Linked DNA regions of Homo sapiens: region 2 is linked to region 1. The links are chromatin contacts, found by Hi-C or POLR2A ChIA-PET in ENCODE. All regions are on one chromosome and are shown on one strand. The core of a region is the stretch at or near the end of the contact, and the rest is flanking DNA. Distances in the headings are between cores, read along the strand shown.

The links. Hi-C counts contacts between places; a loop is a spot of excess contacts on that map. ChIA-PET counts read pairs that join two places held with the same protein, here RNA polymerase II (POLR2A). Pooled maps may share reads with other maps.
Region 2: a map of PC-3 shows a loop between it and region 1 (2.6-fold over the local background). The contact joins two enhancer-like sites. A Hi-C loop is called at or near these places in 2 of 168 maps with a recorded cell type or tissue (PC-3 and endothelial cell of hepatic sinusoid), 2 of 37 single-sample maps with no recorded cell type and 3 of 50 pooled maps. POLR2A ChIA-PET finds 5 or more read pairs at or near these places in 9 of 52 experiments (AG04449, BJ, HepG2 and 6 more).

The regions. Positions count from the first base shown.
Region 1 is chr10:74,922,151-74,925,592 of GRCh38, forward strand. The region is part of intron 3 of KAT6B (lysine acetyltransferase 6B); the gene reads left to right. Among named protein-coding and RNA genes, the nearest start is that of KAT6B, 97 kb to the left of the region's middle. Within about 2 kb of position 1,686, at least 9 of the 41 ENCODE cell types and tissues checked have a DNase peak (open chromatin) inside an H3K27ac peak, as active enhancers do; they include PC-3, where a contact is called at or near this core.
Region 2 is chr10:74,965,989-74,969,430 of GRCh38, forward strand. The region is part of intron 4 of KAT6B (lysine acetyltransferase 6B); the gene reads left to right. Among named protein-coding and RNA genes, the nearest start is that of SNORD172, 54 kb to the right of the region's middle. Within about 2 kb of position 2,068, at least 6 of the 41 ENCODE cell types and tissues checked have a DNase peak (open chromatin) inside an H3K27ac peak, as active enhancers do; they include PC-3, where a contact is called at or near this core.

The sequences.
Region 1 (3,442 bases), core at 436-2,935:
TGGGTTGTCTGCAGCAAGTTTAGAATACTGCTCACATTTTAAAGCATGTTTGAATATAAGGATGGCTTTTTAGTTTGTGAAGATTATTGTCCTTAATCAGGGATTCTTAATATCATTCTCTAAAGTAGAAAAGTGAGCTTTAGAAGTCAAATTTGATAAAGCTCTAGAAAACAACTGCAAAATTGCTGTTATAAAGAAACCTGTCAAATTTAGGAAGTGCCCTCCAGGAGCCCTTCATCCCAACCAATCCTCTCCTAAAAGAAAGGAAAAAAAGAAGAAAGATGGCTAGGTAGATGGAATAGTGATCAGAAAAAAAGAACTTTTCTAGAAAAGCATACCAGTGTGCTCTTTACCAGAGCATTTTAGCAGGTAATATTTTACAAAGGACCCAGCAGATAATTGGGCAGGTTTTTTCTTTAGGAACTTAGTGTTGATGGCCTGAATTAATCTGACTAGGAATTTAGACATTTCTTCATGATATATTTTGAGTCCATAGATGATCTGATTCTAATGTGACTTCAGTTTTTAACTTACATAGCGTTAAGCAAAAGGATGTGTGTGTATGTATGTGTGTTTGTTTTACATCCTAAAGGTATTACAGGCCCCATGGTAAACTTTTTGGCTCAAGTGAATCCAGAGTTTGGTATATGTAACCTCCAGTGGTGGTTCATGAACAAACACTTCATTTCTGTAGTCATATTTTTTTTTAAAGAATAAAAGTGAGCCAGGTTTAAAACTTGTTAAGAAAATAATAGCACAGGTGATACACAGATGAAGCAAAATTGCCGTGGATGGTCTGGGAATGCCTGAGGATTGAGAAACACTGGCTGAATTATACACTGTGGCAGAAGAAATTATAGGCCCTTAGAAACAGGTAGAGGTTATTGGAAAGATTCAAGCACCTAATGTTTAGTTAGAAGGTAAGTAAGCTGGTTTCTTAAGTTCTTGTTTATTTATTGGGTGTGGGCTCAGGATAAGTTAGTTTGAAATAGATCTTAGAGAAGTAAATGCAAGACAACTTTATCAATGAGTCATGGGCAAACAATTCTATTATTAGAAGTAGTATAGAAAAGGAGTAGGAGAAGTAGAAGGGAGGAAGTCTAGTATTCATTCATTTATTTATTCATTAATTCAGCCACTATTTCTTGAGCACCTGGTGTATGTCAGGCACTGTTGTAGGCACTGGGGACACAGCAGGGAGCAAAACAGACAAGTCTCTGCCCTCATGAAATTCATTTACATCCTAATGGGAAGAGACAAATAATGTAAGTGAGTATATAGCATGTCAGCTGTGAGAAATGCTATGGAGAAAAATAAAGCAGAGTAAGGGAATTAAGGAGTGATGGGATGGGGAGGCATTGCTTTTTTAAATAGTTTGATGAGGAAAGACCTCTCTAAGAAAGTGACATTTAACTTGACTTCTGAGGGAAGTGAGGGAGCATTCCAGGCATGGAGAAGGAGTGTTCTAGATGGAGGGAACAGCAAGTGCAAAGAGCCCTTGACATGTCTGAGAAACAGATAAGAGGCCAGTGTGGCTGGCGTGGAGAGAGAGGGGAGAGTCGTCAAGTAGTAAGAGGTGAGAGCAGATGGGAGGAAGGTCTCAGCACAGGTCAGGCCTCTGGCTTTGCTGAGAGTGATGGATGCCTTTGCAGGGTTTTGAACAGAGGAGGCACATGATTTGACTTAACGTTTTAACAAGCTGTTTCCTGCTGCTGTGTTGAGAATAAGCTGTAGGCGGCACCAAGGTGGCAGCTGGGAGGGTATTGCCACAAAACAAGCAAGAGATATGATGGTTTAGGCCAGTGGTAATGGTGGAGAGTGTGAGAAGAGGACAGATTCTGGATGTATTTTGAAGTAGAGCCCGCAGAATTTGTTGATGAACTTGATGCAGAGTGTTAGAAAAAGAGAAGACTTCAAGGTTATTGGCCTGAATAACTGGAAGGATGGAGTTATCTATCACTGAGATAAACAGAGGTAACAGAAGTAAAGGGGAGAGATGGCCATGGTAGAAGGTGGATTACACCTTTAAATTTTTAAAACATATTTTTATTTAAAATAGCCCTCACTCCCTGGCCCAGTGCACACAAAGGACCTGATTTGCTTTTACCCTGAGTTTGTCACTGTAGATATCCTGGAATACTTCGTTAAAAACTATAAATAAAGTGGCCATAATACGGCTCATTTTGTTCAGATTCTAAAAAAAAATTCCTTCATAAGCAGTTGGCTTCCAAATAGCAATGCATGCTGTCAGTTTGGTGACTAATTGGGTTAGAGGTTAATAGCAAGGCAGTCCTATAAACATCAACGGGAGTGGTGTATCCAAATGAAAGCTTGCATTAGGCAACAATTCAAAGAATGAGAATGACTAAATACCATGTTACAAGCCAAGTGAATTATATTAAGAGTTTTAACTTTGAGAGAAAGGGACGTTACCCCTGAAATAACTATCTTAGTTGGATCTTCCCTACTTAATACTCATAGTTGGGTTGTAAAAATGTAAAGGTTACCATCAAAACAGCACTTCTTAACCATGAAATTGACTAACTTTGTAAAATTAGAAATTCTGTTACTTACTTCCTACTATGCTGATTGGACATTCCTTCTTTTGCCAAAAGAACAGAAAGTTGGATTTTGTGCCTTCTAGCCAAGAGAACCACACACCTCTCTCTCTGTAGACCAGCTAAATGCTTCCTACTGCTCGGTGATGAAATCAGATCATGGAATCAGTCAGTTTGCTATACTGAATTTTTTTTTTTTCAGCTGTGTTCTAATTGAACCTTTGGGGAATAAACTAATTCTTAACATCTGAAAGTTTAAAGGTCTGATACTAGAATTTATGGGGTGGTAGAGGAGACCTTTTAGTCTCTGTATCCAAACCAAAATGTAAATTTACTTTTATTTATTTTTTATTTTTTGAGAAGGAGTCTCGCTTAGGCTGGAGTGCAGTGACATGATCTCGGCTCACTGCAACCTCTGCCTCCCGGGTTCAAGCAATTCTCCCTACCTCAGCCTCCCAATTAGCTGGGATTACAGGTGCTCTTCACCACGTCTGGCTAATTTTTGTATTATTTAGTAGAGACAGGGTTTTGCCATGTTGGCCAGGCTGGTCTTGAACTCCTGACCTCACGTGATCCGCCCACCTCAGCCTCCAAAAGTGCTGGGATTACAGGCGTGAGCCACTGAGCCTGGCCAATTTCTTTTTTTATTGTGGGATAATCATTCCATACTTCTCCCTCCTCTCTAGTCCCCACCCCCACCCCCCTTTTTCCCCCCACAAGTGAAGATGATTTCCTGTGCTGGTCTAGGATTAGTTTTGTTACAGTCTGTCTTTATAAGAACATTTCTTTTCCATAATCCAGAAGCATTTTGTAAAACCTATGCCTGGAAATTGAGTCACTTTTTATTGCTTAGATTTTCTTCACAGAAAAACATAGGTTCTGTT
Region 2 (3,442 bases), core at 818-3,317, 44 kb after region 1:
CCTCCCAAAGTTCTGGGAAGGAGAGGATCCATGTTCTTATCCATCTGGGTTATTGGCAGAATTCAATTCCTTGTGTTGACAGGACCGAGATCCTGGTTTTCTTGCTGTCAGGTGAAGGTCATGGCCAGGTTCTACAGGCCACCCACATTCCCCGGCTTGCAGCCCCCTCCCCATCTTGAAAGCCTGTGATAGCAGGTGGAGTCTCTCTCATGCTTTGAACCCTTCCTCCTCCTTTTGCCATTTCATTTCTAACCAAGTCCGTAAAAGGTTCTCTGCTTTTAAGGATTAATGTGATTAGATCAATCATGCCCACTCAGATAATCCAGGATAAACTCCCCATCTCTAGGTCGGTACCCCTAGTCACTTCTGCAGAGTTCTTTTTGCTACAACAGGTATAGTATGTTTACAGGTTATGGGAATTAGAGCACAGATGGCTGGGGCGCTGCTGTTGTTGTGCTTACTACAGAGCCTGTGTTTTTTCTTCCTCAGTACTTTCTCCAAAAAGCTTTTCCACTGGTTTGTAGTTCCATTGGTACTTGTTTAATTTTAAATAGTATTCCTTTGGTTTTGCTAGATAAAACTATTGTAAGCTACTAGTACTTGACAATGTATTTGTGTAAAATTGAATGAGTGAATGAATATGTATTATGGCTCTCAAATCTGATAAATTGCAAAATACAATAGTAAAACAAACTCCAGAAAGACAAAGCACCATGAAACGTGTCAACAGAGAGAACAAGAATTTTAGAGGAAATTAGCTGGACGTGGTGGGGTGTGTCAGTAGTCCCAGCACTTTGGGAGGCCAAGGCTGGTGGATTCTTGAGGCCAGGAATTCAAGACCAGCCTGGCCAACATGGCAAAACCCCATCTCTACCAAAAAAATACAAAACAATTAGCCGGGCTTGGTGATGCGTGCCTGTAGTCCCAGCTACTCGAGAGGCTGAGGTGACAGCACTGCTTGAGTCTGGGAGGCTAAGGTTGCAGTGAGCCGTGATCATGCCACCGCACTCCAGCCTGGGCAACAGAGTAAGACCCTGTCTCAAAAATAAAAAAATAGGCTGGGCGCTGTGGCTCACACCTGTAATCCCAGCACTTTGGGAGGCTGAGGCAGGTGGATCACAAGGTCAGGAGATCAAGACCATCCTGGCTAACACAGTGAAACCCTGTCTGTACTAAAAATACAAAAACAAAATTAGCCAGGCATAGTGGCGGGCGCCTCTAGTCCCAGCTACTAAGGAGGCTGAGGCGGGAGAATGTCGTGAACCTGGGAGGTGGAGCTTGCAGTGAGCCAAGATGACGCCACTGCACTCCAGCCTGGGCAACAGAGCGAGACTCCGTCTCAAAAAAAAAAAAAAAATTAAAGTGTTAGAGGAAATTGTTGAGTTTATGAAATCGCTAAACCAGAGGTAAGGAATTACTTGATCAGTAGCATTGCTTTCCTTTATCTAATTACTATAGATTGTGCAGTAGTATATCAAGACACGTTACGGTCTTTTGTGTTATTTTAAAGTTGGCCATGAGAAAATAAAATGGAAATATTTCTTCATCCCTCAGCATCCTTTACAGAATCATAGAAATTTAGAACTGTAAGGGATCTATGGCCAATTCTCTTGAGCTAAATAAAGGTAAGATTGCTGCCTAAAGGAAAGATAGGCTGAAGATTTTAGAATTTGATAGGGTAGCTTAAATAGTAGTAGTTGAGATACAGTATTGCTTAAAGTGAGAGAAACCATTAAGAGAAAGAATATTCCTTGCCCCTGATTGAAAATGGCTGAAATCCACTAATTTTCAAACTGCATAATTATTAAAAAGTCTGTCTTTCATAAGATACCTGTGAGAATAAATAGTAAGCTGTAATATGATGTGAATTACCTTAGTTACTGAATATTAAGTCACAAAGTACAAAAGCAGATTTGAATGTAGAGAAAAATTCAGTGCGTGAAATTGAGGTCATATGTGCCCATGATATATGCCTTACAGGAAGTAATAAAAAAGAGGGGGGAAGTAAGTGGTATACTTTTAAGCTGATGGGATCCATTTTAAGGGTGGAATTTAAATTGCTGTTCTTTAAAAGTTAAGTTTTTACCCTCCTCACTATATAAGGGGACAGAGGGGAGGGCTCTGATCAAAGTAGACCTCTCCCCTCCCCGCTTCAGTGTGCTTCTTAGAAGTCGACAAGCAAGCTGTCTTTGTTTGCCGTTCCTGAGCAGAAAGAGGAGATTGATACCATTTTTATCTATTCAGACTTTTTCCTTGCATTCATTTGAATGAGAGAAGCCTCATAAAAGAACAGTGTCACAGGTTAAATGCATCTGCCTGGGTGTCTCTCCTGCCTGAGGTCATAATCCTGTGACAATATTTTATTTTCTCAACATCTTAAATACAGATGTTTAGAGTTTTTTTTTTTTAACTCAGGAATAGTGTGCTTTTATTAACGGTATTGGTGATTGATTTTGAATGTTTTTACTTCAAAAAGCCAAATCTCCTGGTGGGTGGAATTTTATGAAGCACCTGTTAAGCTTTAGGGAGGAGGACCTTTTTGGCAGCAATCCAAAATACATATTTAAACAATGAGCCTGCCAAAGTCAGGAAATTATAAAACAGTTTTGAAATTGCAGAATCTGCTTTTTTTTATTACCCCTCAGGTTTCCTTTGCAGCTTGGTTGTAAGTTCTTTCACATGGGATTTACTAATGTTCTTACTATTTAAAGACCAGGTTTAAAAAAATAAAATCAAGTTTGGAGATCTCTTCGGGTTTATGTGATAAAAGACCATTAGATTTTAAACTGTACAGCCTTCCAAAGAATCTAGGCTCACGCTCCGCACACCTCTTGGAGGAATCTATTACACACTGGCTCATGGCTGGCTCCTTTGAATGGCATTGCCCCTCAGGGTCTCCAGTTTTCCTCTGTGAAGTGAGCAGTAAGACCTGGTGTGTGGAGCGCTGCTAGGTGAAAAGTGTGCCCCAAACAGGAAAATGGGGGAACCTGCTGAGGCCACACTTCTTGGTGGGTCCTGTTTAACCTGGATCTCTCAGCTTCTTAACTCTGTCTCTCAAATTCACTGTTTTCTGCTCCTGCTTCCAGAGTTTAAACTCAGTGACCCAGGGGCAAGATGGCAATGGAATATCCTCTGTCTAGCCCAGCAATGGGATGTTCTTTGTGTGCTATTGGATTTGGGTGGGGGAGGGCATCTGTAGTTATGTTAAGCAGCCTCAATTTTTTATTTAGTTATCTGTTGAGTTTTATGATTTCATCACACACAGAGAGCAGGAATTGTTTGAACTTTGGCAACTCCCCTCAGTGTGTGGCAAACCAGGACCCCCTGGGTAGATGGTGGTTGATGAAGACGGCAAGTACAGGTGCAGGAGTAAGAATGCCTGAGCCTGTGTTATCTTCAAGTTCTCAAAGGCTTCAGATTGGAATTGGTATAAATTAAGTTC